4 separate regions of the Mus musculus genome follow, and regions 2, 3 and 4 are each linked to region 1. A link is a loop called in an ENCODE intact Hi-C map of the cell type or tissue named here. Cell type or tissue: left cerebral cortex. All regions are shown on one strand. Region 1 holds the start of Prkar2b (protein kinase, cAMP dependent regulatory, type II beta). Region 2 has its middle 9.9 kb from the start of Gm33308. Region 3 holds the start of Gm33308 (a long non-coding RNA gene). Region 4 holds the start of Gm40374 (a long non-coding RNA gene).

What was found. Peaks named below come from ENCODE experiments on the same cell type or tissue, not always from the same donor. Only the 100,000 strongest peaks of a DNase experiment are listed, where the experiment ranks them.
Region 2: it touches region 1 in a loop (2.2-fold over the local background); 4 of 42 quality-filtered maps call a loop at or near these places.
Region 3: a loop joins it to region 1, with 2.4 times the contacts of the local background. A loop is called at or near these places in 4 of 42 quality-filtered maps.
Region 4: it touches region 1 in a loop (2.2-fold over the local background); 12 of 42 quality-filtered maps call a loop at or near these places.

Annotation. Positions count from the first base shown.
Region 1 is chr12:32,056,139-32,064,138 of GRCm38, forward strand. Prkar2b (protein kinase, cAMP dependent regulatory, type II beta) reads right to left here and starts at 5,139. Exons shown (of 11, transcript NM_011158.4): 1 at 4,644-5,139. The coding sequence starts at 4,944. Gm51992 (a long non-coding RNA gene) reads right to left here. Exons shown (of 3, transcript XR_003950224.1): 2 at 6,775-6,900; 3 at 6,081-6,145. In left cerebral cortex, a CTCF peak has its summit at 2,277; DNase peaks (open chromatin) are centred at 1,530, 2,348, 3,243, 3,755 and 3 more places; H3K4me3 peaks cover 4,016 bases; H3K27ac peaks cover 2,208 bases.
Region 2 is chr12:32,232,333-32,240,332 of GRCm38, forward strand. No RefSeq gene overlaps it. Among named protein-coding and RNA genes, the nearest start is that of Gm33308, 9.9 kb to the right of the region's middle. In left cerebral cortex, a CTCF peak has its summit at 3,613; a DNase peak (open chromatin) is centred at 6,308.
Region 3 is chr12:32,241,378-32,249,377 of GRCm38, forward strand. Gm33308 (a long non-coding RNA gene) reads left to right here and starts at 4,888. Exons shown (of 3, transcript XR_381433.1): 1 at 4,888-5,013; 2 at 6,342-6,464; 3 at 7,103-7,240. In left cerebral cortex, a CTCF peak has its summit at 4,665 (motif pointing left); a DNase peak (open chromatin) is centred at 4,651.
Region 4 is chr12:32,140,747-32,148,746 of GRCm38, forward strand. Gm40374 (a long non-coding RNA gene) reads left to right here and starts at 2,621. Exons shown (of 3, transcript XR_872664.1): 1 at 2,621-2,698; 2 at 3,292-3,444. In left cerebral cortex, a CTCF peak has its summit at 3,995; DNase peaks (open chromatin) are centred at 3,975 and 6,316.

The sequences.
Region 1 (8,000 bases):
GCTTCTTAGTCCTCACATGTATCAGAAGTAAAGAACGCTTGCTCAAAACTGCATGCCTCCTTTCTTCTCATGATAGCCTTACTCTCTGAATCCATGCCATGAGCACGAGGTCTAGTGTTCCAATTTCACATGTCCTTAAAGACATAAAAAGCCCTCCCCGCCCCCCATTGCTAAACCAGCTGGTATTGAGAAAGGGGTGATGTTGTCTTTGGTTGTATACCACCCGGGGACCTGATCAAGCTCCAATGCATAGTTCTAACCAAGGCCCCCACAGATGGCCCTGCTTAAGTGAAATGGGTTATAAAACAAAACCACAAGTGACAAATGTGGGAAAGAGACTGATGGGGGTGATGGGGGTGAGAGAGAGATGGTCGGAGTAATTAGAATGCATTATGCATACCTATGAAATTAATTTTAAAAGATCTAATTGTATCTTGTGTGTTCTTCGTACCCCCTTAAGCTGTAAAAATCAAAGTGAGATAAGGTTTTCCAACAAAGACTTCACATGTTTAAGAGAATGAAGTCACAGTTGCCACCTGGGAAGCAAGTGCATACATAGTATTGTCTGTCTGTCTGTTTGTCTTTCTCTCTCTCTCGCGCGCGCGCGCACACATACACACACACACACACACACACACGGGGAGGAGCATGCAAGTATGCATACATCTTTGACATTCTTGCTTCTTGCTGTGTAAGGCTCTACTGGCTTGTGTATCTATTTTTAATTTTAGTTCTTTTCCCCCTGCAACAGAGAAGACTAGTTCTATATATTGCTTAAGTTTCATCCCACACTGTCTGCTCCACAAGTGACCCTTTGTAATTTGTTCTTTACCACTTGTCAATCCAGCAGGGTAACCTGAACTATTTTTACTTTGTTTTTAATCACTTGAGAAATTCTGAACAACACTAGATCCAACAATGATGATTATCTAATTACCACTCATTTTACCCCAAGTTAACATTGATTCAACGATTTGGCCTACTATAAACCCATCAGTTAAGGGATACTACTACCCTTGCAGAGAAGGGATATGCCTCGACAGGATGGGGCAGGCTAAAGAAATGCCAAACTGTCTCCATTCTAGCTTCTGGGAGTTTCCCTAGAGAGAGTCACCAAAACTACCAGCATTCTACCACCTAAGGTTACCTGAAAGCCAGGATCGGGTCACACACACACACACACACACACACACACACACCATGAACATGGAAGATTAAACAGGAACTCTAACAACAAATGAAAGGATCATGCGAAAGGCAAGCAGGAAGTAAAAGGCCACCCTTACCTATCTGGCATCATCTCTGGCCACACCACTGCAACAATGGATCAGACGACCGCTTTTCCAATAACTACAGGTATCTGGCTTTCTAATTAAACTACCACATTATAGGAGGCCAAGGTCACAGGCTTGGTCTTTATAGGAATCTAACAAGTACCAGTTTCATGGTCAAAAACTTGCCTTTAACCTCAAGCTATTATAATACAATCACTTACACAAAAGTGACTCATAAGACAAGAGCCAGCCATGCAAAGCCATACCAACACTGGAAAAAACCTGGGACACCCAACCAGTGAGTCAACCCACAGAATAAATCTCATTTAAGAACTTCCTGATGATATGCGCCTCAAGGTCACCCAGACAGATGTAAAAAACCCGGTTTTGCTACTTTGGGTTCTGCATGTAACCTCGAACGAGTTAATTGTTCAAAGCCTTAAAGAAAATACATTAAGAATCAAGGAGAGTTTGACATGAGGGGGCTAGCACAGGTTAGGTTGTGCCTCAGCCCCTTCTGGAGATAGACCTGAATCACAGGAGTACAGGGATGAAGTCAGGCCCGCCGGTGCCAGCTCTGGACCTGCAGCACACTGGCTGTGAAACACGAAGTAAATGACAGTCTCATTAGAGCCCCCATGCAGCTGAGATGATGAACGGAGGCTTTCACGGAGGACCTAGCACACCACAGATGTCAACAAATAGCAGCCCTTTCTCTAACCACTAATAAGACGAGACACATTATGGTCATCATGATCCATTGACTAATGGCTTTCAAAGTATGATCAGGGAACTGTGGGTACCAGAGAAACCAGAGATGTTTGTTGACCGGAAAAAAATAAATAAATAAGGAAGAAAAGAAAATAAGCAAGCCTGTGTCTTACCTATTCATAAAAGCTCCTTAAGAAGGGTACTAGATCATGATATTTCTGAATCAAGCTTCAAGCTTCATGTGAAATGTAAAGTCATTGATCCTGCAATGCTGTGCTGTACCACAGGGACTGTTGTCATCCAACACTTACTCTTTCTCTACTGTGCCAAGAGAACTGCCCAGTGCCTGCTGGGTTTTCTTCAGCATTCTCCTGCATACAGACAGAACCTTAATAGGTTTGTGGGTTTTCAGTCAATTCCACAAACTTTCCATAAATGATGACTCTATCTTGATGTGTCTGTGTGTGCATATACACACACACACACATGCACACCCCCCCACACACATATATATTTATTCCCTATGATCAGGTTTGGATACATCATGGCCTTGTACAAATTCAAGCTCCATAGAGTGTACTTGTTTAAAGGGCTGTTTAAAAAGAAGAAGACCCAGATGATAGGATGCCCACAAAGTCTGAAAGGCCATCCACAAAAACAGTTTGACAAGCGTTTTGTAGCTCACAGTTCTTTTTTAAACCGATTCTCAACACACTTTACATCTAACATAATTAAAGTGTTGGGTTAGAAAAATATAAAAGAGAATTGCCCCAATTGAGGTTATACCAATGCCAAAGTTTCGGCTATGCACATGCCCGTACACATCTGCTGGATAAAGATCAAATTGTGTTATAGTCAAGAAGTTTTAAAACCCCTGGAGGTAGAGATGTTAAAAGGCAACTGGTTAAGCATTTATTACAACTGACCTTGAGTGATTTTTATAGAAAAGATGACTTGGGGAATAGAAAGCTTCATAAAAATTACAAAAGCACTTCTTTCTTCCAATGTGCAAGATACACATTCTTGCAAGGAGAAATTAAACCAAAGCAAAGTGCTTCAAGAGAATTAGATATAATTAGGTTTGACTGTATTAATACTGTATTCCAAAGAGCACAGAGGCTCTCCCAAGCCTCCCTTCTCCTTGGTGCCTCCCATTCAGGACACTAGTCCCCTTTTCCATTGTGCATTGCTTGCCTGCGCTTGCATCCCCATGCCACAGACACATAGCATGTGCACAAATGTGTGTGCATACAAGTATTAGACGTCACTGTCCTTTCTATACCATCTGTGTAAGATGCTGTCTAGTTCCCCTTCCTAGTGAGACAAGCATCTGATTTGGTGTGGGAACAATTAAAACTATGATTACCCTATTCTCAAAGCACCCAAATGTCCCAAATTAAAAATCTAAATAGCAATCTTTCACATTCACAGAGCACTAACATCCAGGGTTTGTGTGTTTTAAACAAGCTAAGAATGCATTAATTTTATAACCCATTCAACATATAATTAATTCTACAAAGGAATGAAAATCTTCCTGGGAGGAGGGCGTAAGGGAAATGAAGTGAATGGCCCTTTAGTGTTTTCACTGTGTGAAAGGCATTGTGGACACACAAATCCCACACCAGCAGCATCAACAAATAAAAGCTGCATGCATGCTCGCCTCACACCACCAAGGAAAATACTTGTCCATTTGCACACCACGGCATTTCAGCCCGGGCTCCTGCAAAACCTGGGGTTTGGTCATATTGTGTAAACACGCATGTGTGTCTGGTGTGTCAGGGAGAGGTGGGAAGCATAAGGGGTGGGACTCGCCAAAAGCAGCTATTTAAAACAATCCCTTTCTCTCCCATTCATTCTCTCTAGCTTCAGTGTCTGGCGTGGTCCTTAGATGCTGGCTGGCTTTTCATTAAGACAACTGACAAAGCTCTTAGAACTTCCCATGGTGTTATTTTTTTTTCCACACACTTTAAAAAGAACATCAAAATCATTCAATATATGTTTTGTATCTTTTTTTTTAAAGAAAGAAAATCATTGGCCTATTTCCTCATGCCAAAGACCCCCTAGGTATCAGGCTAAATATGCTCCTTTGTTATATGTCCAAAAATATCGCCACCACATGGTATTGGAAAAACTGGAAAATAAATTATTCGTATTCCAAGAATGTCACAGCTATTATCGTTAATTTGTTTTACCTCAGCGAGTCCGATTTCACACTCTTCTCACTGAGTCCTACATGCTTCGCCCTTTCTCCCAGAACACTCCATTAATAAATCTAAAGGGCTGAAAAGAGGCCGCCAAGCGCCCTTCATGCACAATGGTACTCCCGGAGCCTGAGACATCTCCAACCACGGGAAAGTTAACGATCCAGCAAGATGCCCACCCTAAATCGCCCCGGAAAGAGAGGTGACAGAGGGGCAGCGGGAGCGCAACCTCTCCTTTCCCCACCTCCAGAGAAAGGGAGGGCATGACAAGAGAGCTGAGTAGGAAGGTGGGCGAGTGGGAGCGACCGAAATGGGTGCTGAGGGGGTGGGCGTAATGGGAAGGTGGAGAGCACGGGGAAGGTGGGGAGCTCAGCCCGGGGTTCAAGAGCGAGGCGGGGTTCGAGAGTGAGGCGGACGCGGCGGCCGGGGCTCAGGGCGCGAGGGGGCCGGTCCTCACCGTTGAACGCCCCTGCTTCCGCGGCCTCCTCCTCCTCGCCGTTCTCGGAGTCGGAGCGCATGGGCTCCTCGGCGAAGTTGACACCCTTACTGGGGATGCCGCCCCCGGCGGCTGCGCCCGCGTCCCCCCAGGTCCTGCCCTCATGGCCGAAGCGCGCGGCGCCCTTGCGCTCGTTCTCCTGCTGCAGCCGCGTGAAGTGCTGCAGCGCGAACTCCAGCAGGTCGGCGGGCTGGTGCCTCAGCACCTCCACCGTGAAGCCCTGCAGCAGCTCCGTGAGCCCCGCGGGGATCTCGATGCTCATCCTGCCCGTGCACGCCGAGGCGCCTGGACGCCGCCCTCGCCCCCTATCCGCGGTCCGGTCTCGGGCTGCGCGGCTCCCGAGCGAGCGCCCCGGGCGCTACCGGCTGCGAGCGCGGCGCACTGGGCCCCCGGCGAGGCTGCTCCGTGCGGCGGCAGCAGCAGAGCGAGCACAGCCCGGGGAGGGTTGGCAGCATCTCCAGCTCCTCCCGCTCCTGCTCCCGCCGCCGCTGCGCCGCCCCCCGCCCGGCGCCCCGCCTCCGCCCGCGCGCCCACGTGATCCCCGGAAACCATGGCAACCCGGCGGGCGGGAGCACTGCCGCCTCTCAAGTGGCCCCAGGGTGGAGGCAGCCTGAGCCTGGGGCGTGGGGCTGAGGCCGCGCGCTCCACCTGAGCTCCCTGAGCGAATCCCACGCACCTTTCTCCCTGTCCCACGCAGAGTTGGTGCGGCGCAATTCCTGCTGAAACTTCAGCCTCCACCTTGGTGGCTTTTCCTTTTCCTAGAATCCAACCCCAAGAGAAACGTGCGTGGTGTCTTTTGTTAGTCGCACAGCCCTACTGGTTCTCTTCTGGATAAAAGAGATGCTGCCACTTGTCTGTCACAAAATTTTCTTTAATTCCGCCTTTTAGCCTCGTGGCTGTGATGGTTTGCCTTACAGATGCTCTGCCACACTCTGCTTAGTACATTTCCTACTGGTTACTGAGACAAAGGCCGCATTTATTGTGTAGCACTTAACAAAGTTAGTTGATCCTTCAAGACAGGATACAGGGTAGTCAGGGCAGCTGGACAGACAACTAAGGGTGTGTTACCTGATTAGCCTCTTGTTGCTTATTTTTAAAACCTTTCCTGACACTTTGCGTCACTTCAATTAAATCTCCAAAATTTGAATATAGCAATAAAAAGGAAAAGAGAACTACACATTTGTGCTTTTTAAAGAAAACCCTTGTCTTTAAAACGAGCCTATTCTGAGAATTTTGAAACAGAAAAATTTATCTTTTGCCAAATTAAACGCTGTATAAATATGCATACTTTATTTTCTACGATGCCCATTTCATTGTAAAGCAGTCCAAGTGCAAACTCACTTGAGTTTTATTTTATTCTTAAGTTTTATTTATTTATTGAGTTTTATTTTATTTCCTTAGTTGTTCTCACTTACCTTTCTGCCCACACATAAGGAAAATATGTGACTCACGAAACCCAAAACCTAGAAATCAAAAATATCATTTCGTTTTATTTTTTAAAAATTGCTTCTTACCCATTTGTTTACAATGTTTATTTATCTTTTTTTTTCATAAGGGAATTCATTTCTCAAGTTCAGTTTCTTAACCTCATAATAATAATACTGGTGTGTGTTTTTTTTAAAATAACATACTTCTAAATTGTAATTGTGTGGTGTATAAGAAATAAACTCAGAAAAATGTGGTCTTCACATGAGGCCATATGGAACACAGTATTAGTCAAGTTCTCTACCGAAATGTTTTGCAGATCCAATAATCTAAGATGTATTTCTATCATGTTTCTCCCTACTGCTCAGCAGAAAATGCAAAGAATACTAGTTAAGATGGGATTTTATCGTTGCGGTCCTCAATGTCGATCAAGAATCCTCGCTCATTCAAGCTCATTGCTGTGTAATTCTGGCTTTGTGGCTCCTCCACCTCCAGTCATTTCCTCTAAGTCAGCTAACAGGAAAGTGGGGAAGAGAAAGGAGCCTCCTTCCGGCAGCAAACACTCATCTTTTCTTTTGGCTACAACTTCTGACCACATACATTTTATTTTCTGAAAGTGAGTAATGGTACCTCCCAGCCCATGTGCTCTTCCACAGAACAACTTTACCATTCCTAAGCCCGGAGTGCAACGCAAGGGGGATTGTGACTGCTTTGGCCAGTGGTGCATTTAGAAGTCACTCTAGCCCTCTGGTAGGTGCCTGACCAAAGTTCTGATCCATGGAGTTGGTGAACCCTTAAAAACAGGAGGAGGTATGTGTTAGCCTTGAAATTTTGGTAGTTTGTTGCACAGCAATAGCAATTAAATGCTACAATGGAGAAATTTGGGGAAAATATTCTTTATTTTGAGCAGTTATGTACAAGCAAATGCTTAGAGGTGGAGGAAAACCAAGTATAGGGACAATTATTAGTCTGTGGATGTTCAACACCTTTCTCAAAAACAGAGGAAGCAAGGAACCACATTTTTAAGTATCGTTCTCCAACATGGTTTTTTTTTTTTTGTTTTTTTTTTTTGTTTTTTTTTTTTTTTTTTAACATCATAGATTTCTTATACAGGGTGTGCTAGATGGCTCGCTTTCATTAGCCACAATGCCAGGAGCTCCCCTTGTTTTAGAGCTGTAGAAGTGACTCGGGCATGAAATTAGTAATTGGATTAAATGACCTGTTGTTGGTCTCTCGTTCTGGGAGGTTTCCAAGAGAATAATACTAAGAGCAGATATGTTGGATTTAAACCATCTTGGCAATCATCACTCTGGTAATTTTTGTTTGCATCAAGTTTTAAGCCAATAACCATGACCTGAAAAGGAAAAGCTTCATTCTCATGTTCCCGTTATGCTACACTAGAACTGTTCTCAGAACAAATTTTCACTTCTCAAATCCTGTTCGGGCTTTTAATCACTGCCACATAATCTTTGAGACAATGTTTTATGATTTCCTTCATTTTAAAGATACTTGCTTTTGAATGTTTGAGTGTAATGACGGCGTTTTATAGGGACTACTCATCTGGAATTCTTTTAAAGAACATCATTGCTATTGATTCTTTGGTTGTTGATTTACAAAGCAATTTGCACTTGTTTCTCAGAGGATCAGACTAACTGCAGTTGCAAAAGGATTTAAATGCTCAGCACTGAAATGCAATAAAAATGCTACCAAGTTTATTTCTGCACGGAAAAATTGGACAGAGATATCAAATCGCTTTAATGCAACCACTTAAAACAAGGCAGTATCAAAGGGAAGCCAATAGTTTGGGCAAGCTTTACAATGAAGAATAATAACTATGGCCAATCAATCACTTAGCATTTCTTATCAATAGTTAAGGTGTATCTTGATCAAATA
Region 2 (8,000 bases), 180 kb after region 1:
ATGCTGAGTGAATCTCTGTATAGGGCTCTGAATTGCCTCCTTGAGAGGAACCTCATGATCTAACCACTGCTCAAAGGACTCATCTTTCTTGTAAATTAGTAACTTCTGGATCTGGACTGCCCACATTCATATCCTAACTGTAAAGGGGTCAGCTATCTGCCTGCTTTGGTCTATCTGACTTTTTGAAAACAGAAAATTGCTAGAGGTTTGTGAAGCCAGAGTAGATTAATTCAGTTATCCCTCAACAAATGTTTATCATTGACCTATTATTGATCAAGGTGCTGTGCATACAGCGGTGAAGACAGCAGCTGGTAAGACTGCTAAATAATTGTGAATGTCAGAATCCAAAGGGAGCCTCCGTGTCAACCCCAACACAGCACCCATAAAGGAAATGACCAGACATGACCCTCAGAAGAGACTGCTACAGCTACAGCCTGTACAGAGGCCGCCACAACCGTACACAAAAGTACCATGCATCCTTACTGTTTGAGAACTGTTTGTTTAATCTAGGGCTGACACTGCGGTTGCTACTAGTTACCATGCCTAAGGATTATTATCTCAAATCATCTGATGCAGGCTCCCTCCTGTTCTGAAAAGTCCCTTTGCCTCAACCTCTTGGATAGACCCAGTTTCCCAGACACGTCTTCTCAATGCAATGCATTCTGGCCCTGCTGTGCCGCTATGCCCAGGTACCACCATTTGGATGTTCTCGCTCAGACAGTTTTTTCTTTGAATTGTCAAAGTTCTGCCCTCATGGAGCTTACATTGCAGAGTTAGAATATAGACACTCGTGAACATTTTGGCAAGTGTGATAAAACAAGCGGAGCACTAGGGTAAGGCTTGACAAACATTTTCTATTAAGGGCCAGGCAGTAAACACCAGGGCTTCTGGTCCTATACTTTTGTTTCAACTACTCAGCAACCGAGGCAAAAACATCACTATGGACAATGTATGAGATGCTCCAGGCAGCGTTCCAATAATCCTCATATTACTATTATATCAATATATCTATATCTATGCTTAGTCTGAGCTTAAGCAATCATTCTATAAGTGTGAGAACCTGCGTTTGATCTCCAAAATTAAAAACAAACAAGAAGATGTGGTAGTGCTTGCTTGCATGCTGGTAATCCTAGCCCTGGGGACGAAAATGTAGACCTATCCCAGGGCTTCCCAGCCAAGCAGCCTAACTCAGCCAGCAAGTTCCAGGTCAGAGAAAGACCATGTCTCAGACAGTAAAGTGGATTAGCACCTAACACTTGAGGTTTGACCTCTGGCCTTTGCATACATATGCACATATGATACCTGAACACATATGAGCACACACACACACACACACACACACACACCACCCCTCAGAATTTTACCTGAATGTTGAAATTATCTGACTCCTGAAGCAGGAATACATACAGATCTTAAAGTTGCCATCCTCTGCACACCTGAGAGAGAGAGCATGCTAGTGTATGATAAGTTCAAATGTAAAGTACACTTGATTGATAAGCCACTTAAATTTCAATTTATGATTCAAGCTTTATGCTAGGAGATTGTCATGTTAGTGACATTTGGACATGATTGAAGCCATCAGGCAGGAGTATCCGTACTCAGGGATTCATTGCTGGAATTGGATGTTCAAGCTCTGATTTCATCCTTGGTGAGGCAGCCCTGGCAAGTGATACAGGATAACTTGCTACATAAAGCCAAGAAGGCAGAGTGGGTTATTCGCCTCCTTGGCAGACATCCAGAAAACATGCCTGCACTTTAACTGTCCTCCCAAGAAAGCCTTGTCCTTGGCACAAGCTAACTCCAAGGAGCAATGAATTCATTTAACAGGGTGAGAGGCAATCAGAGACGAGTTCTAGCTTAGGGGATGCTGATTGCAAGGCAGAGCCCGGAGCAAGTGTTTACCTTTATAGCCACAGCCCATTTCTGTTCAGTGGCTTGACATAACACCCACATAAAGCCCTGTTTTGAGAACTGCAGTCTCTATCATCAGTCATCATACCCGCTTCCATCTCTCTTGACTCACACTCCCTGCCCAGCAAAACCACAGCCCTGGATGGCGGCAACCATGCCCCACGCATGCTCAGCTGACTGTGGTGGGGGAATGTCATGCTCCACAGCAATGCTCGTGGGATGGACGAACACAACTGAAGGCAGTCCGTCGGAGCACACTTCTCCATCCTTTCCCTGGGTGAGTTTTCCTCCCCCTCCATCTCATGGTGCATCTCATTTCTTTGGAACGGAGATGTGCTTGACACTCAATGACTTGCACAGAGGATAAAGTATGTAGTTTGACAAATTTGAAAGACATGGAGCCCACATCTTGAGTCAAAAGAGAGAACACCACCATCACACTGGAGAGTTCTCTGAGCTCCCTTTCCACTCAGTCTTGCTCCACTGTAGACACTCAGTCCCGCCAAGCCTCATTCTCTGCTGGCAATTTCATTTCAGTGGTCCCACACCATTCCCTGCCCACTCCTATGCATGCACCAGCTTTGTTGGGTATGTAGCTTTTTAAGAGAGGGTTTCTCTGTGTAACCCTGGCTTTCCTGGAAATAGCTCTATAGACCACACTGGCCTTGAACTCACAGATCCCCTTGCCTCTGCCTCCTAAGTTCTGGGACCAAAGGTGTGTGCCACACTGCCTGGCTCCACGTACCAGCATTTGCGTGCATATACTTCCTGCCTGCAAGTAGGCATTTGTCTATGTCTTAACTAAGCAGGACCCTTCCATCCAACTCTGTGTAGTCAAAAGTTATACACTAGCAACTTTTTCCTCTCTTTTATACAGTTTTAATAGATGGTTATATCCACTCCCATCAGCCTGATTGATTGATTGATTGATTGATTGAGACAGGGTTTCTCTGTGTAGCACTGGCTGTTCTGGAACTCACTCGGTACACCAGACTAGCCTTGAGCTCACAGATCCTCCTGCCTCTGCCTCCAATGCTGGGATTAAAGGCATGCACAGCCACCCCTACCTGGATCCCATCTTAAATCAAAAATAAATCAATGTCCCCTAGCTCCACTTTTTGTACTAGTATCATGTCTCTGTCCCTTCTTTTTCACAAACTTTCACAAAGTGCTTGCTCCCTCAGGCTTTAATCTTACCTATTTGCTCTTAAGTCCATCTAATGTGGGCTTTCTCGGTACTCCATATAGACCTCTCATCTCAAGGCCACCCAGTGACCTCCAGGATGCTAAATCAATGGCAAAATCATTGGTCTTCAGTAGGAGATGAGGCAATTGATGTTCCTATCCTTCTATAAAATGTTATCACTGGGCCTTCATAATGCCCTGGGTTAATTCACTGCTCTGTCTTCAGTATTATTTCCTCCTGTGAGTTCCACAGCTTTCTCTATTCTTCCTGTTGTTGCTTCAGGCCCAGCCATTTCTCTGCTAGCTTTATCCATTCTTAAGGATCACATCCATCACTGGTGGACAATGTTCTGCAAACATCTATCTCTACTCCAGTTACTGTGTTATCATTAGGTGAAAGCTGTGGAATCTCAGAGACAGATAGAATGAGACCTCTATTTATCCAGTGTTTCCAGGTTCTTGTCTGTATCGAAGGAATAATTCAAAGATGACACAAAGTTACCACTAGGGGTAGTGACATCACTGTACAGGTGGTCCTCAGCTGTATAAAAAGCAAGCTAAGTGAGCCCTGAAGAACAAGCCAGTAAACAGCATCCCTCTATCGTCTCTGTTTAGGTTCCTGCTTAGGCTCCTACCCTGGTTGTTACTGTAATTTGTAAATGTATGTCAAATAAACCCATCTTGCCTTTGGGTGTGGTATTATCAGCTTTGAAACATTGTTTCATCTGAGGAATAGAAAGTACACAAGCCTGCCTCTATATGACACCAAATCCACAAGGTATTATTCAATTCCTTCCCATAAGACATCTTAATTGAATCGTTGTGAACAGCTTGGTCAGGATATGTCCCGAACAAACTCCTGGTCATCCACTGTAACTTCTGTCACTCGTGAGACTGCTCAGACTCAGATCCTTAAACATATGTCTCTTTGTTATATTAACTTTCCATGGACATACATCTTAAAAAAGCATAATATAAAAGATCATGTTGAACTTTCTAGTTTAGCAGCAGTCCAGCAAGGGTCCCAGGGATTAGATAGAATGGGTTGAGGAAGGATTAATGACTCCTCTCGACCTTGGGACTTATGCGGGGAGGATGATTAAGAAACAGGAGGGAGAGACACAATGTTCTGAGAGCCTCTGGTCATCTGAAAGAGTAAAAACAAAACCAGGACACCAACAAGAGTATCGGTTGACCAGCAGATATCTGAGCACCTGTGATATGTAAATGACAGTATGCATAAATAGCATGCATACTGGAAATTAGCTCTGACTCAGATTATGTATGTCCCCCTGTCACATGCAAGGTTCAGGGAAACTAGCCCTTACAGTAAGTGGCTTTTTTCCTTTCTTCCTTCCTTCTTTTCTTTCTTTCTTTCTTTCTTTCTTTCTTTCTTTCTTTCTTTTTTTTTTTTCTGAGGCAGGGTTTCTCTTTATAGCACTGGCTGTCCTCGACCTGGCTCTGTAGACCAGGCTGGCCTTGAATTCACAGTAATCTATTTGCTTCTGCCTGCCAAGTGGTGGGATTAAAGGCATGTTCCACCAATAACCAGCAGTGCATTATTTATTAAAATAGGCTTGTATATTTTAAGATTATAACATAATTACACCATTTTCTTCATCCCTGCCCTTCACCCACCATAGCACTTGGGAGAATGGGCTCTACAACTCACTTGAGCAGCAGAGTAGAGCTGGCCTTGGTAGTGTGTGTAGTGTGTGTGTGTGTGTGTGTGTGTGTAAACTGACCCTGAGGAGTGAGGGTGGGAGGGAGGGAGAGCTGTCTCTGACACTCCTCTGCCATGAGGTTGGTAGGGGGAAGAGGTATGCCCTCTGCTCCCTTGCCCCTTGACATCTGAGGCAGTTGGGAGAGCCGACCCTGCCTCCTGCCTGATTGAGCCATTTGGCAAGCTAGCCAGAGCAGTGCTGGAGTGCTTGCCCTGGAGGGATAAGGAAGAACACACATGTTGAGCAGCAGAGACAACACCCAGGTGCAGATCCAGCACTCTGAACTGGCCTACCCCAAAATCTCTATCATCAGTGAACAGTTGGGATGTGTGCAAGGGTCCCACTGTCCCAAAGCTAAGAAAGATCTCCATAAATGCTCACCATCACTAGAAATTAGAAAAATGTGAATCAAGACCACTTTGAGATTTCATCTTACCCTACTCAGAAAGGTGTGTTCTTCTCGAGGACCCCTGTTACGGGCCAAGCACATTGGGGACATTCTGTTGACTACTGTTCTAGTTTGCTTTCTGTTGCTGAGCTAGAACTCTGACCAGAAGCAACCTCTGGAGGAAAGGGCTTATTTCTCTTATAGGTTACAGGCAATCATCAAGGAAGACAAAACAAAGATGGGGAGAGAACTGAAGTGAGACCGCTGTAGAAGAAATTACTTACTGCCTTGCTTCTCCTGGCTTGCTCAGCTATCTTTTTAAATTCAGCCCAGGCCCATCTGCCTCGGGGGATGGGGGAGGAGGCAGCATCCACAGTGGGCTGCACCTTCCTACATCAATCAACAATTAAGAAGCTGCGTCAAAAGCACAGCCATAGGCTAATCAGATGGAGACAGTTACTCAATTAAGACTTTGTCTTCCCAGGTGTGTCAAGTTGCCAACTATGATTAGCCAACAGAAACATGAGAATGCAGACTGCAGGCTGGTCTATGTCTGCCGTCCAGAATGGCTACAGTCTGAAACCAAGGCACTCGTCTTCTAGCCAAGCACACCAAGTAATTCTAATGCACAGCTCACACCACTAGAATCCCTGCTATGTGAGTGCAATGTGAATTAAGATCGGAATTACTTTTGGTCCAAGTGGTAATGGAGACAGATAGTTTCATGGGGGGATAATTTGAACTGAGGCTGTAGCCAGGTTGTCTTAAGTAGGACATCCACCAGGAAGTGTTCCAGGATGGAGGAGTGGCTGGCCAGGTGAAGAAGCACAGAGGGCCAGTCGTTGTCCCACAGAGGAAGCTCTGTTCTGGGTTGCAATCAGCAAGTCACCTACTTCAAGAACTGCCAGGGCCCAGTCCTCCTTCCTGCATGGTCTATTCTGCAGTCCTCCAGGCTACCCTCTCACGTGATATTGGAGAGGGACTGAGGTATGCAAAGCTGATTTTTCTTTCTGCTCCCTTGTCAGAGAGTTAGCTAAACTCGCTGGCTTTTTGCCTTCTGTCAAGTCGGCTGTTCTCTGAATCCAAGCAGAAGTATGAGAATTTTTTTTTCCACTCTGGCTGGAATTCTGCTGTTCTCACCACTTTGAGAAAGCCACAAGCTAGCAGACTCAATTTCCAAACGAAAAGCAGCGCTCTCCACAGTACCCCTGCAGTGTATCCAGGAGGCCAGCATATGGCCTAAACAGCACATTTTGTAGCTCTGCAGCCTTTGGGGTGAGCATGTGACATGTAGTAGTTAAGTTGTCACAAAGAACTCAAACGCCTGAACCAATAGTTGCACCCGGGATGGGTTCATACTGCCCTTTCTAGGCTACACGGAGACTGCCATTAAAATAAATGCAAGTCTTTAATGATTGGCTTGGCAGCTTCTCACTAGTTTTCAGCTAATGTTATGTGAGACACTGAAGGAGGCAGAGGCATTCATGTCCCTGTGGAGTCTAGGGACTGGTCTCACTGTCTTAGTTAGGGGTTTATTGCTATGAACAGACACCATGACCAAGGTAAGTCTTACAAATGATAACATTTAATGGGGCTGGCTTACAGGTTCAGAGGTTCAGTCCATTATTATTAAGGCAGGAACATGGCAGCATCAAGGCAGACATGGTGCATGGGGAGCTGAGAGTTCTATATCTTCATCTGAAGGCTGCTAGCAGAATACTGACTTTCAGGCAGCTAGGATGAGAGTCTTAAAGGCCACGCCCACAGTGACACGTCTACTCCAAAAAGGGCCACACCTACTCTAACAGGGCCATACCTTCTAATAGTGCCACTCCCTGGGCCAAGCATATACAAACTATCACACTCACCATTCATCAGACCAGCCCTACCCTTCTCTATAATTCCACCAAACACTGCTGCTTCCCTGATAGCCCTCCCTCCACACATAGAAGGTTGCAGCAGAAAGACCACGGTGAGTCTGCCTGGACCAAGATGTAGGCCCTGGTGTGATGGACACTGTGGTGCACTGTTGCATGTTCTCCCAGGAAGAATTTATCCTGATTCCAGGAGTGCAGCCAGTTATCAGCTGCCAGCTCTGCAAGAACTGCTGTAGTTCCATGCCCCCCAGCTCCAGCCCTAGCCCCGTGCATGCTTTGTGGTCCATAGCCAGTAATCAATACTGGTGAGCCTCTGGCCCTGCTTCCCACCCCTGCTTCTCTGGTGCTATCCAAGAGAATTCACGTATTGCCTTCATAGCCTTAGCTTGCAGAGAGCCCAACTCCTGACACACAGTGGTTTACACTGAGGCTGGCAGGCTCCTAAGCCCCATGACCCAAAAAGCAGTACTTAACTCCCTCATTTTCAAATTGGCATTACTAATTTCTAGACTGGCTTGTTGTGAACATGCATGACTTTATATATGGTGCAGAATAATCCTTCATGATTTTTAGATACCATAGTTCTTGGTCAAGTTCCTCAACTTGTTTGAGGGTCTTTATCAACCCAAACTTGCAAATATGCTGGTAGCTCAGTGGTAGAACATGTACCTAGTACGCATGAGTCAATTCCTGCATCAAAAATAAAACTCAAGTCTGCAAACAGTGCCACTTGAAACTGAGAGTTTTTGTAAGGATTAAATGGCATAAAGCATGAATATGTCACACACTGAACAGACACGCCCATACACTTACATGTGTGACATTCTGAACAGATACCCTCCTTATATATGTGACACTCTAAACAGACACACCCCACCCTTACAAATGCCACACTCTGAAAAGATACGCCCACAC
Region 3 (8,000 bases), 190 kb after region 1:
CATGGTCCCACCCTTACATTTGTGACACACTGAAAAGACATGATCACACTCTGCATATGTCATACTCTGAACAGACATGACCCCACCCTTGCATATGTCACACACTGAACAGACACACCCATACACTTACATTTGTCACACACTGAGCAGACATGGCCCTACACTTACATATGTCACACACTGAACAGACATGCCCACACCCTAACATTTGTGACACACTAAATAGACATGGCCCCACCCTTACACATGTCACAAACTGAACAGACATGGCCCCACCCTTACATCTGTGACACACTGAAAGGACATGATCACAACCTGCATATGTCATACTCTGAACAGACATGACCCCACCCTTGCATATGTCACACACTGAACAGACACACCCATACACTTACATTTGTCACACACTGAGCAGACATGGCCCTACACTTACATATGTCACACACTGAACAGACATGCCCACACCCTAACATTTGTGACACACTGAATAGACATGGCCCCACCCTTACACATGTCACAAACTGAACAGACATGGCCCCACCCTTACATCTGTGACACACTGAAAGGACATGATCACAACCTGCATATGTCATACTCTGAACAGACATGACCCACCCTTTCATGTCACACACTGAAAAGACACGCCCACACCCTTACATTTGTCACACACTGAGCAAACATGCTTAAACCCTTACATATGTGACAGACTGAACAGACATGGCCCCACTTTTACATATGTGACACACTGAACAGATATGCCCACACCCTAACATTTGTGACACACTGAATAGACATGGCTCCATCATTACATATGTCACACAATGAATAGACATGTCCCCACCCTGCATATGTAATACACTGAGCAGACATGGCCACACCTTTACATAGGTCATACGCTGAACAGACATGGCTCAACCCTTACATATGTCACACACTGATCGACATGGCCCCACCCTTACAATTGTGACACACTGAATAGACATGACCCCACCCTTGCATAGGTCACATACTGAACAGACACGTCCCGCCCTAACATTTGTGAAACACTGAATAGATATGCCCACGCTCTAATATTTGTGACACAACGAATAGACATGGCCCCACCCTTACATATGTGTCACACTGAACAGACATGTCCCACACCCTGCATATGTGACATACTGAAAAGACATGGCCCCACCCTTACATATGTGATACACTGAACAGACATGCCCTCCACCCTTGCATATGTCACACACAGAGCAGACATGGCCCCACCCTGCATATGTGATACATTGAACAGACATGCTCACACCTTTACATAGGTCACACAATGAACAGACATGGCCCCACCCTTATATTTGTGACACACTGAAAAGACATGCCCACACCCTGCATATGTCATACTCTGAACATGCATGACCCCACCCTTGCATATGCCACACACTGAACAGACATGGCCCCACTTTTACATATGTGACACACTGAACAGGCCTTTCCACACCCTAACTTTTGTGACACACTGAATAGACATGGCTCCACCCTTACATATGTCACACACTGAATAGATATGTCCCCACCATGCATATGTGATACACTGAGCAGACATGGCCACACCCTTACATATGTCTCACACTGATCTACATGGTCCCACCCTTACATTTGTGACACACTGAATAGACATGCCCATACCCTGCATATGTGACACACTGAGTAGACATGACCCCACCCTTGCATATGTCACACACTGAACAGACATGCCCACACCCTAACATTTGTGACACACTGAATAGATATGCCCACACTTCACCATTTGTGACACACTGAACAGACATGCCCCTACCCTTACATATGTGACACAATGAACAGACATGGCCCCAACCTTACATTTGTGACACACTGAAAAGACATGCTCACACCCTGCATATGTCATACTCTGAACATGGATGACCTCACCCTTGCATATGTCACACACTGAACAGACACGCCCACACCCTTACATTTGTCACACATTGAACAGACATGGGCCCACCCTTACATATGTCACACACTGAACAGACATGCCTACACACTTACATATGTGACAGATTGAATAGACATGGCCCCACTCTTACATATGTGACACACTGAACAGGCCTTCCCACCTCCTAACATTTGTGACACACTGAATAGACATGGCTCCACCCTAACATATGTGATACACTGAACATACCTGGCCCCACCCTTACATATGTCACCCACTGAATAGGCATGTCCCCAACCTGCATATGTGATACACTGAACAGGCATGGCCACACCCTTGCATATGTCACACACTGAACAGACATGGCCACACCCTTATATTTGTGACACACTGAACAGACATGTCCACACCTTTACAATGGTCACACACTGAACAGATATGCCCACATCCTTGCATATGTCACACACTGAACAGACACGCCCCCACCCTTACATATGTGACACCCTGAAAAGACATGCCCACACCATTGCAAATGTGACACACTGAACAGACATGGCCCCACCCTTACATTTGTGACACTCTGAAAAGACTTGGCCCCACCCTTACATATGTCACACACTGAATAGACATGTCCCCACCCTGTATATGTGACACACTGAACAGACATGGCCCCACCCTTATATATATCACACTCTGCCCCTTTTACACATGGGACATACTGAACACCCCTGCCCAAGCCAACACCAGCAATAGCACTGAAGAGTGGATTTTTGAAAAATTTTCATTTCTTTCTCTTTATCGCTCACTTCTCATTGAGATACCAGCACTAATGTTTGAAGGAGGAATTCTGGGTACAGAGAAGAAAGATGAGGCAGAACAGAGCCCAGCTTTGTGCCTTGGTTCACTTTCTTCATCAACTCTGTGTCCAATCCCTCCAGGAAGTTCTCCCAAGCTGTCTCACTTTCCTCCTCCAACTGCTCCCAAAACCATTGATTGCCTTCTCATTTTCCTTAATTTGCTTTTGTAATCCCTAGGGTGGTATACTGACTGTGTCAGAGGTCTCTGTTTTCATACTGCAAACTCCCGAGAAGCAGAGACACGATCTTTTCTTCTTAAAAAGTTGTGCAACAACATGTGTTGCTGAAATTCCTTCCCAGGAGGAAACAGAAGCATCTACCCGTCTTCCTAGGGTTCCACTGACAAACGGAGACACCATCACCGTGATTCTCTGGGGTCCTAAGAATTTTATTGAGTTTCCTTACAGGGGTTATGTAGAAGGGTGTGAGTGTACCTCCCTTCCACAGGGCACACCTGGAAAGCCTTTACCCAGCAGGAATAAGGGCTTCCCGGGAGCATAGACAGAGTCGCTCTCTCCCTTAGACTATCCCAGTCCGTATATCCTATAGTCCCTTTCAAGGTCACGTGCAGTTAAAGCAGAATAGCAAGGAAAAGGTGGTAGAGAGATGGATACTGGATACTGGATACTCGCTGGATACTGGGCGAGGATTCTGTGACACGCCCCACCCCCAAGCTAGAACAATTCATTTGCAAGAGTGCCTAGCCCATCTCTCTAAGATGGTGGTTGCTTGTCGCAGAGAAGGCAGATACAACACTTGCTATACTCACTCCCCGGGGATGGTCACTGGATGCTGCCCAACCATCTGTAATGGGGTCTGATGCCCCTTTCTGGTATGTCTGAAGACAGCTACAGTGTACTCACATACATTAAATAAATAAATAAATAAATAAATATTAAAACAAAACAAAATCTCTGGCTTATTTACAACACCTCATACCAGGGAATGCTATGTAAATAACTCTATACTTTTGTCATCTGTGCAACCATCCTGGCAGGAAAGAAGATATTATAAAGCAATACCCATGTCTCTCCTGTCAGCTACCAGATAATGGATCTCAAGAAATTGCAGTTTCCCCAGAAATCGTATGCTGGAGGAAGGGAAAGACTGAAGCCTGAAGCTACCGGAGGAAGAGATTTCCCATGGTTCTGACAACTTGTCAGACCATCTTGCAGGGCAGATAGAGCCTAGACACTAACGGGCCAATGAAGTCAACCTTGAACAGAACTGCTTAGTTAGGCATGCCTTCGCCCTCTAAGCCCAAACCTGATGTCAAGACCCTGCAGATGGATCTGGGAGCCACTGGACTTCCTTATTTGTTCTTCCCTTTTCTGTTTTCCAGTCCTACTTGTTAGTGTAATTGACCTAGTGAAGACAGGTGACTGAAACCAAGGTTTTTGGGGCCGCCAGAATCCCAGGCTTTGACGCTAACATCTCCAGAAATGTTTAGAGAACGAAGTGTGTGTGTGTGTGTGTGTGTGTGTGTGTGTGTGTGTGTGTGTTTAGTGCAGTTATAACTTTCTCCCAACACCTTTAACCCATGTCCCTGGAGTCTGAGGGAACAGTGCCCAGTGTGTTTGCTGACACAACTGATTGTAGCTTTGCTGAGTCCTGCTGGGTCACTGACAAGCTCCGGGAACTCCTGGAAAGACAAAAGCCAGATTTTTGTTTCCAGTCACCTCATTTTATCTCTTATAATCTTACTTGGAATTGAACATAGATCCCTTTAAAAGTTACACCTTTAAAGGCTCATGTGTAAATTTTGCCACCCTGCCTTCAATACTCATCTTAAAACTGGAGACTTTCTAATGTGATTAGTAAATTAGTCTGTCAGAGTCCTAGGAACATTGTCTTATGCTGACACCTGCTGGGCAGGTGGAGAATAACAGATACCTGTAACTTTCTAGAAGCAGGAAATTTCTCTCTCCCATTACCTTCATCATAGCTTTAGGCTTGCCTAAAGCTTTTACTCTTTCTCCTCTTAAACCTGGGGTATACATTGGAGTTTGGAGTTTGGGTTTCTGGAGTGTAGCAATTCTATTGACACGATTATTGTATTGTTGCATGCCTGCCTTTCAGAACCATTGCCCCAGTGACGTGGGCCCAGAGAAAGTTCTGGAACCACTCTTCATATTAGATTCACCTGGCTGGTTGGCACTGTGAAGAGTTACTAGATCTGGGCGAAGCCTCCTAAGGGCAGAAGAAGCAGCCAGGGTTAGAAGCTATTTTCTTCAGGTTCTTCCAGGGAGCCACTGACCCACAGATGGCTTCGAGTGTTTTACCGCCCAAATAAGACCTTTGTTACAAACCATCTGACTGCTTCTATTTAAACATGTCATCTTTCATTTTCTCCTTAATGTCAATATCCTATTAATTCAATTCACAAAAAGTGGGATTCTGTGTGCCAGTTGGCTATATTTTGATGAACTCTCTTGTATGGCACTTTTTGCTTATTTAGTAAATTTAATAATGAAGTGTAGTTTCTAGAAGTTTCTGGAGAAAAGGAAGATCGATTTGGAGAAGAAGACAGTAGCCATCCTGTGAGCCAGTGGTGTGAAATTGTGAAATTGTTTAATGTGTAACTGGGCATGAATTGACCCTGCTGTTATCTGGGGCTTGGAGAAATGGGCTTTAGCTGAAAACCAAATGTACAGTCTGAGTGTGTCAAGTTTGGGCAGGCCATCTCAGGGGAGGAAAGGACATGGGGTTTGCATCCAATCAGATCCAGGTGTGAAAGCTGCCTGCTTACTAATTAGGGGACCCTGCAGCTACCTAAGTCTGTCGCTTCTGTTTCTTCACCCGAGTGTGGGTGAACAGCAGCACCCTGTTGTATAGTATTCTTGGTAATTCAGTGGTATCCTGCCTGGTGCATCAATAATATAAAGTTGTTTCCGTTCCTGTTTCAAAATACAACGTTTGTTTTTTGTTTTTTTTTTTTTTCTTCTTTTGTCTGTGCCTGGGCATTTTGTCCCCTACTTAAAATGCTAGATGCCATTTTTGAAAGGTCTGAACTCCCTACTCTTCTAGGTTTCTGCTCGCTACATTTTTTGCTGCAAATATTTCCTTGCTCTTGTCTTCTCAGACTTGAATTGAACTTAATAATGTCTGTTTATAGACTTTAAAAACTCGTCCTGGGGATTTGTTGATTAAGCAAATATTCATTAAAAGTAATCCTACACAGCACTAGCACCACAACTAGAGCAGTGAGCACAACAGAGCTCAATTCCTACTTTTATAGACTCGGGGTACAGAAATACAGGAAAATAAAACATATGGTTTGTCAAATGCTCATTAGGTGTTATGTGAAAAATAAGGTGGAAAGGGGGATGGGGAGGGAAAGAGGGAGGGAGGGAGACAGAGAAGAGAGAGAAGAAAAAGGAGAGAGAGAGAGAAGAAAGAGAGGAGAGAGAAGAAAGGGAAGAGTGAGAGAGAAGAGGAGAGAAGAGAGAGAGTGTGTGTGTGAATGTGTCTTTTGGAAGGTGGCTCACAGAGAGCTGTAGGCTCACCTGTGAGTCCCACATTTGCTGTGGTGACGTACACAGGCTAAGAAGTCCACTGAGTTCGACCCTGTTGGCATCAAGTGCTATTGGAGTGTGAGGCTGAGGAACTTCTACATTGTGTCCTGGCCAGGAGCGCACGCACTCCAGTCTTCATTCCTGGCAAAGGTGACTTGGGAGAGCATGTGGGAAAGGAGTTACTGATATGGCAGGGTCCTAAAGAACCCGTGGGCTTTCCTCCTCATTCCCCTCTTTATTTCTTATGATAGAACAGTGCATGAAGACTGTCAGGAAGATACATGCTTGACTAACAGGAAAAGGGCAGAGAGGCTCTCGGGCCCTTTGAGACTGCTTTTTGTGAGACAGGGCCATGCTGTTTTGTAAACTCCTCCATTTTGGTTGAACTGCGACAACTCCAGTAACTACAGTCATTTGATTCCTAGAAGAAAAATAACCTGTTTTTCTAGACCAGTGTCTCTCAACCTGTGGGTCACGACCTCCTTTTAAAGGGTCACATGACCCTTTCACAGGCATTGCATATCAGATATCTTTCTTATTAGGCACGTGCGTTATGATTCATAACAGCAAAATTACAGTTATGAAAGAGCAACAAAAATAATTTTATGGGTGGGGGGAGTCACCTCAACATGAGGAACTGTATTAAAGGGCTGCAGCATTAGGAAGATCGAGAACCTCTGCTGTACACTCTGGACTGCCCTGCCTCATGGATCTTAGTGATGGTTACCAGGAAGGATGCTGTTCAGTCACTTAACACTCTTTAACTGATGTCTCACCATTACTCTTAGGAATGGACAACAGCCAGCTAGAAAAGGAAACTTCTGACCTCCTTGCCCAGCTCCTCCTTCTGCCCTATGGCTACCCCACTGTGTTAGGCATCGATACCCAACCAACTGTGGATCCCCCTCCCCACAATAAAAGCCTGCACTGTCTTAAGCGTCTGGTTCCCATGTCTTTTTTTTTTTTTTTTTTTTTTTTTGGTTGTTTTTTTTTCTGCTGACCTTTCAGTTTTGGACAGAGCCCAGGGTTTAGGAAAGAAAGAAAACACAGCCTAAAGAAGGCAGAGGTCATGTAGGGACTTTTGGCCCTGGGGGAGTTGGCTTCCAAAGATTTTTTGGAAAGCTTGAAACAGCTTTAATGTTTTGCTTTTTTGAATTTGGGGCATTAGAATAGCTTTTGAGGGAGATGAAATCACGGGACGTGAGGCCATGACCACCATGCCTCCTCTGTCTCTTGTTTTTCTGTGTACTCTTCCAGGCCTCTCCTGGGGACCACTCTGCTACGTATAACCCTCCTGGCAAGCTCCTATGTCCTAAAATAAAGGAAAAAGAAAAACACAAAGAAAAAGAAGGCAAACTAATACAAAACCCCAAGGCTGGAGGTAGCCTGCATCCTGGCGAGGGCTGGAGTTCATTGCCTCTCCCATGCAAACAGACCCTGCTCTCAAAACGGGTTAGGGATGCTGTTATTTTGATCCTTTTGTTCTCAGTGTAAAAGGTACAGCCCTGACATCCTTATGACAGCCTTATGACCCATTTAATCCATATAAACCACAGGCCCTATTCCCAAATATAGCAGCACTGAGGATTAGGGCTGCAGCATGAGTTGGGGGACACACAGTCCAGTATACAGCACTAGGTTTCAGTAACGTAACAGGTATGTTACAGGCTATTTTCCAAATGACCC
Region 4 (8,000 bases), 85 kb after region 1:
CCAGTAGCCATGTGGTCCCTCATAACCACTGGTAACCCTACTTCTATGGTGTCTAATGTGCCCTTTTTTGGCCTCCATGGGCTCCTGCATGTGGTGCACACACATTCACACACATACATAGAAAAATAAACTAACATTAAAAATTATATTTAAAATTACCTCCACAAGCGCTACCTGAAACACCCCACTTTTCTTACATTGACTCTGAGTGTATTGACTTCAGAGTCTACACAGCAAAATGTAAAAGTAATTTTAAATGATCTTAAAAATCAGTTAGGCAGCCATCTGTGCCAGATACTGTGTGTGTGCATCGGGATGGTAACATAGGGAAAGACTTTGATTATGTAGAAGTCACACACATGACTCCACTACTAAACAGACTGAGAGATCCTGTGAAGGAACACTGGACAAGATGGAGAGGATACAGGGTGGGGGTGGGCAGCCTGGTCCTGGAGTAGTTGCATCCCAACAGTAAGTGCTAATGATGGGCCTTCCTGTCTAGGAGACCAGATCTTCTGTTGTCAGGACTTTCTCCTTTTGCCCCTTCAGCCTTCGACAGTAGTCACTTACCATCATTTCTGGCCTGTGAGAACTGTGTGTACCTTCTCTTCTCTTCTCTTCTCTTCTCTTCTCTTCTCTTCTCTTCTCTTCTCTTCTCTTCTCTTCTCTTCTCTTCTCTTCCTCCCTCCCTCCCTCCCTCCCTCCCTCCCTCCCCCCCCTCTCTCTCTCTCTCTCTCTCTTTCTTTCTTTCTTTCTTTCTTTCTTTCTTTCTTTCTTTCTTTCTTTTCTTATCCCACTCTGCACTTCCCATGCCTTTGAATGTACTTCTTCACTTAAACCATCTTGGTTGTGTTTTACTGCTGTTATTGGTAGAAACACCAAAGTATGGAGATAGGGAATTTACACATTTGGAGAACTGAACTCAGTTCAATGGGCCCTAGCTAGTATAAGGTATAAGGTAGGAGGAGAGGCGATGAATGGGCAAAGGTTGGGTCAACAGGTGCTAGTTCATGAATGTTGAAGATTTAGGGGTTTTATTCTGAAAACTCTGATTATCCAGTGAAGAGTTTTAAGGACAGAGATAAAACTGGATTTCTATTTTATAAAAAGAGGTTACTGGCTACTGTATTTAGAGTGTCTTGCCAAGGTGACTGTGGCAGATTGCTTATGAGGTACAAGTTTCAGAAGCTGACTTAGTTAGTGGTGCTCCTTTGGTTTCTTATATCTGTAAGCCACTGGTTCCTGTTTTTCCAAAGGAACTGCCTGTGTGCCTTTGAACACACACACACACACACACATTCCAAAATATTGAGATCTAGTTTCTGTTTACAACCAACAACTGTAATCATGTAAGATTTGAATCAGGCTCATAGATTGTGTTCCTTAGATACTTGGGAATAAGTACAACTGGCCAAACTGAGAAGAACACATGGGGCTAGAGGAAAGAAAAGCATGAAGGACCACCCGTTTTCCTTAGAGACATTATGGAGATGATGTGCCATTCACTCCCTCGAAGGACACTAGAGGAAGATCACATTTCCCACTCCCACTGCAGAGGACTGATGAGTAAGTCAGTTTTGACAAGTTGAGTTTGAAACACTTTTTGGAATGCCCAGTAGACAGTTATGTGGCTCTGGGATTTACAGGACCACTCTGGCTGGAGATGGACATTTAGAAAGCATCCGTTTATTAGTGGCAGTCAGAACTGTGAGAGTAGATGAGGTCACTCAGGAAGAAAATGTGATGTAAAGACAGAAGGAGGAAGAGTTGAGAGAAGGAAGGGGAGGAGCAGGAATGGGTGAGGAATTGGATACAAGGAAACAGGTCAGAGGCAAAGAATTGAGTTGACTGAGCAGAGTCTAGGATGAAAAATGACAGCAGAGGCACACAGACTAATTTTGATGGGTTAGGGAGCAGGTGGGATCCAGCTGGCGGCTGCTGTCTGATTGGATGACACCTGTATTGACATCTGGAGGAACAAGATGTGGGGATGAGGGAGTTTTGGAGTATATACAGTTTCAGAAGTACAGCAATTCAGGGAAGTGATGAATTCAACTCAGCTTGTGGTCAGAAGAGGTCAAGGCATGGTGACAAAAGTGGGTAATGTAGAGATGAAAGTCCTAGGGGCTGGGACATAGTGACCCAAGTGGCTGACTTTACAGTGGATGTGTAGTGAGGTCAGAGGTGAGAATGACAGTGAGGGACTAAGGGGAGGATTAGTTAATGACTTGGAAAGAGGGACGGAAGAATTCTGCCCTCCTATAATACCAGCCCTCCAAAATACAGAACAGCTTGCCCTAGAGGACGTCCGAGAAGCTGTGTGCTTAGAAGAGTGAAGTCTCCCACTGTGCAGAAGGAAAAGAGTGTAGGCGTGGAGTGGAGGGGGTGGAGGGAATGGAGGGGATTCGGGATGGTTTGTGTCTACAAGACATCCACGGAAGGCAGGAAGGCAGTTTGGTTCCATTTAACAGTATTCAGTAGCCGCTGTTGGTTGGGAGTCTGTGTGATCTGGCCACACAGATAGCACCAACATCTCCAGCCTATTCACCACCTCTGCTCCCAGCCTTCTGGATGATATCAGGTTATGCATCCTTCCTTTGAAGGAACAACCCTGTGTGCTTATCACTCCAGGGTCCCCTCCAGGGTCCCCTAGTGCTTATCTGTAAGCACAAGGACTCCACGTCTCTAACAAGGGAAGGTAGGCACTTCCTTTGAGTTGGCTGAGAATAATGTCAAGCATTGTTTGTTATCTTGAAGAATGCAATGGCAGTAAGATTTCAGAAGGAGAGTTTTAGGAAGTTATGTCTTCAGAATAGACTGCGGAGGGCTTAGATGAATGATCTGCATGGTGGAAGCTGTGCTAGGCTGACAGAGGGATTGCTGGGAGTTGGAATTCCTCTAGTCTTCATGATTGTCCATTACCATAGTGGTGGCTTTTGCTTTTGTATATGTCCTTCCGCCGGGTAAAACTGAAGCCAATTGGATTATAGAAAACTCTGAGACATTTGTTTGTTCCTTAAGGAGGTAATATTCACTCCAATCTGAAGAAATAACTTTCTAATAGGAAAGTTCTTCTGAGGATGTGGGAGATGATATTAATTTGGACATTTAATACTGTAAGCATTTGTGTGTTTGGACACACACATGCACATACACACACATATGCACACACACACAGACAAATGTGAGTGCGCGCCTGTGTGAATACAGGGAAGGGCGTGAGATATCTTATGTGACACATGTGGAAGAAATTAACATCTAAAAGTCTGCACCTTTTTTTTTTTGAGACAGGCTCTCACGAAGTTAACTGTTTCAGTTAGACTGATTGGCCACCAGACCCATAGGAAACACCTGCCTCTGCCTCCCACCATGCCGAAATTGCAAGTATGTGCTACCCCACCTTGCACTTATTCTGGGCCTGAACTCAGTCTTTATGTTTTCACGGTAAGCACTTTACCCACTGAGCCATTCCCCAGCAATAATTAGATCTTATTATGTATTATTTTGGCCTTTACTATAATTCTGAGCTGAAATCAGATACAAATGTACTTCTGTAAAAATTGATTTTCTGAAGAGAGTTTGATCAGTTTTTTTAAAAAAAAAAAAGAATGATTTAGTTCTATAGCAATGCACATTAGGATTGTGAACATAGGACCTGCTTGGTCTAAGCTAGAACATCAGCAAAGAACTTTCTTGCTATAGGATTAGGAAGGTCTTTAAACAGATAATGTCAAAACTGTCAAGCCAGGAGCAGTCTCCTGTACAAAAGGCTCTACAACTGGCTCACCAGAAGCTCAGCATTACCTTCTAATTTGGCCATCCAGAGCCATTTTTACATCACTAGGTAAAGAGGAAAAGCCACATTCTCTCCTGGATGGGAAGAGACTGCTTGCTCCTCCAAGAAAGAGAGCTGAGGGCTGGGGAGTGGGTGCCAACTCGTCCAAGCCACTTCTAGTTTGTTAACTCTGACCCCTGGGGGTTGGACTCTGCAAGTGCAACTGCTGACGCCCACAAAGGCACTCCACAGACCATGACAGAGACGCTGGCATACCTGCAAGGAGAACTCTCAGGGAACCGACAAAACAGAGAGGAAAAGTCATTTAAAAGGCACCTAGAAAAAGAGAACCCATTAAAATAATAAACTCAAACGAAGAGCTTTGTAACTTACTGGTAATTTTCATCACTCAGATAAGAATGCATTAGTGACAAAAATCATACATGTTTGTCAATATTACTCATAAAACAAACATTTACCAGTGCATCACAGAACTAGTATACCAAGGACTTCCAGGTGGGTTGGTGGCACATGCCTTTAATCCCAGAACTTGGGGGACAAAGGCAGGCAAGTCTTTGAGTTCCAGGCCAGCCTGGTCAACAGAGAGAGTTCCAGAATAGTCAGGGACACCTAGACAAACCTTCTCTTAAAAAGGGAAGAAAGAAGGAAAGAAAAAGAAGGAAGGAAGGAAGGAAGGAAGGAAGGAAAGAAAGAAAGAAAGAAAGAAAGAAAGAGAGAGAGAGAGAAAGAGAGAAAGAAGGGGAGGAGGGAGGGAGGAAAGGGAGAAAGGAAGGAAGAAAAAGAAAGAAAGAAAGAAAGAAAGAAAGAAAGAAAGAGAGAGAGAGAGAAAGAAAGAAAGGAAAAGAAAAGGGAACATTAAGCACCTACTGTATGCCAGATAGAGATAACTGTACTGCCACAGGTCCATGTAAAATGGGCTAAAGGCTCTGGAGACACTTGCATTGACAATACAAAGAACTACTAGAAGTAAAAAATATTAACTTTAATAAAGGCAAAATAAGTGTAAGAATGTAAAGGTTCAAATATGAGAGCATACCAGGAGGACTACAGGAGAGTCTGTCCTGGAGAGCATAAGTATTCCTCTGTCTTCTGAAGGCTGAAGGTGAATTGCTCAGACGGCAGGTCTTCATAAGAGAATGAATGGCTGTCAGTTGAAATGACCAAAGCCCTTCCCATCAGATCCAAGCACAGATCACGGGAAGAGGGTCCTTACTTGAAAGCATCTTCTAAAACCCCTCAAAGAAAATTTCCCCTGCTAGTTCAAATGTTCAGCCATGGTTCACAGGACAAACCTGGCTACCCATAGAACGACCCCTGAGCTGGGGTATTTGGAGAACGGGTCTCATTGTGGGGAAAGGAGAGCAGGAAGAATTCTGATATGGATATAGACATGACAGGCAGAACTGTGTGGTTGCTGCTAGGGTATCTTTCATTTAGTTTGACCCCAGGCATTGAATAATGGACAATCAAATGGAAATTAATAAAAAAAATGCAAAGCCTTCCAGAACATTCTTTCAACCTTTAAAAGAATGTGTATTCATTGTATTAGGTATGGGTGTTACAATACATGACCAACTCTGATGAAACCAATACTGTGTTGAGGGAATGAAACAAATGACAGTGAACACCGACGAACAATACGACAGAAACAAGGAGAGAGAAGACTGGACAGGACGAACAGACTAGAATGATAAAATGGAGCGTGCATTGGGAAAGATCTTAGTGGATTCAAGATTTAGACATAAGGATCCTCAAAGTTAGAGGGAAGAAAATAAGATTTGGTTAGTGGGAAGCAAGACTGTACCTACCTGCTGTGACCAAAGTGGGACAGGCCATTCACCTAAGAGTTTCTACAGGCTGGCTCTAGACTAGACTCCGAATAGAAACAGATCAGACAGAACTTTTGCTCACAGGGCTCACACATTCTAAGGCATTGATTGATTATTTCAGTTTACAGTGCCTCATGTCGAAGATGCCGTGGGGGGTGGGGTGAGAAGCACAGGAGGGATGGAGTTGGGGAAAGGAGAGAAACTATTGGTTCAGGGTGGCAGGGGAAGCCTCCAGAGAGGGAGGGGGAGAGGGAGGAAGAGACAGACCCTAAGGAAAGAGTTTTGATCACCAGTCTCTGGCTTCCTTTTTATAGTTTCCTCTTTATTGTAGCTTTGCACTGTTCTTGCTCTCAGAGGACACTCCACCCATGGAAAGCAGATTTGAATACTGGAACATTAGAGGGTTCTTCACTGAGACCGGAAACTGGAGGAACCCATACCGACAATGTGTGGAGGCGTTGATATTTGCATTTTATTAAAATTCGCAGTCATTACAGTGACTACTAGACAGAGAAGGCAAGCTTTGGGAGATAAGTCACCATCTAACTGTGGATGCTGATGGACGATACTCTCGATGTCTTGTCTCCAAGTCATTTGTGTCCTTTGTCTCAGTAGTGTCTCAGATCCTCGGGTGCTGTTTCTGAGTCATCACCCTAACCCCCACGGCACTTCAGATGCTGTTCAGTAATCACTGTGCCAGAATGGAATTTCCTTTAAAGAAAAAAAAATGTCTCTATGTTAGGGAAAGTAGGATCCCATCAGCTCGGAGATCTGAAAGAGGCACAAAGTAGAACTATTCTAAAGAAAGCCTCTCAACATGATGAGCTCTTACTGAACTAAAATAACACGCAATAGCTCCATTATCTATTATTGAGTCTTAGGAAATGGAGAGCCAGCCAGGCCCGAACTTTCTAGAAGAGCTTTCTGAGGCCATTTAATATTAAATTCCAACCCATGGACAGACCACTATCTAAATATTCTGGGTGGAAGACAGGAAAAAGGATAGAATTCTTTTATGGTTTAAATCTTAAAATATCTCCCACAGGCTTATGTTTTGAATGCTTAGCCCTCAGCTTCTGGCTTATTTTGAAACCTGTGGAGCTTTTAGAAGGCAGGATCTGGCCAGTGGAAGCAGGTCTTTGGTTCTGGCCTTTCCATTGCTTCCTGGTATAGCCATCATATGAGGGACCTGGCTATACGCTCCTGTTGCCTTGGGTTGAGCTGTCCTGTTGCCATGACTTCACCTCTGGGATGGGTGGAAATCCAAAAAAACCGTTAGTCTAAAACAATCCCATTTTCACTTAAACTACTTCTGTTAGGCACTTGGTCACAGTGACACAAATGTTATCAACACAACCCCAACTAAAGAGAGACATACAACTGTCCTTAGCTGTTGTTGGCAGGGCAGGCCACCAATTCACTTTCTCGATAAAGATGATCCTGAAATTCTGATCCTCCCGATTTTACCTCCCAAGTACTGGAATTATAGGCATGCACCACCACACCCAGCTTGTGTTTGGCTTTTTGGAACAGGGTCTTACTATGTAGTCCAAGCTAGTCTCAAACCTCATAATCCTCCTGCCTTCACCTCCTAAGCATTGGGATTACAGACAGGCATGCCTTCTATTCTTTTCTACTATAGACCCTTCCACCCCAGATCTGCCCTCTCAGTCAGTCCCTTCCCGCCATACTGCAGTCATTTGCTTCAGATCTTCAGAAAGCTCTGATTATTTTAAAAATCTGCTAATAATAAAGTACAAGAAGTCAGACAAAGAGAAGGTAGGAAATTGCATGTAAGGACCTTAAAAATAAGCATGAGAAAGAGAGAAGGAGCTTTAGTGTCTGGAAATACTGTAAAATAGAAATTAATGTATCATTTGTATGTATGTATGTATGTATGTATGTATGTATGTATGTATGTATGTATGTTGTGTGTACATGTGTGGATGAAGGGGCATGTGCATGCACATGTATTCATGTGTGTGTGTGTAAGTCAAAGGATAACATTGGTTATATTTCTCAATCACTTCCTGCTTTATTTTTAAAAAGTGTTTGTTTGTTTTTATTCCTATGGGTATGGCTGTTCTCTTGCCCAGATTTCTATGTATGACTTGTGTTAGTACCTGCAGAGGCCAGAAGAGGGTACTGAATCCCCTGGAACTTGATTTGCAGATGGTTGTTGCAGTCATGCGGGTGCTGAGAAACAAACCTGGGTCCTCTAAAGGCGCACTGACTGCTCTTAAACTGTGGAGCCATCTTTGCAGCCTCTTCACTGGGTTTTTTTGAGACTGGGTCTCTCACTGAACCTGGAGCTCACCTCCTTGGCTAACTGAACTGGCTAGCAAGCCCTAAGGATCTTTCTGGGTCCACAGACA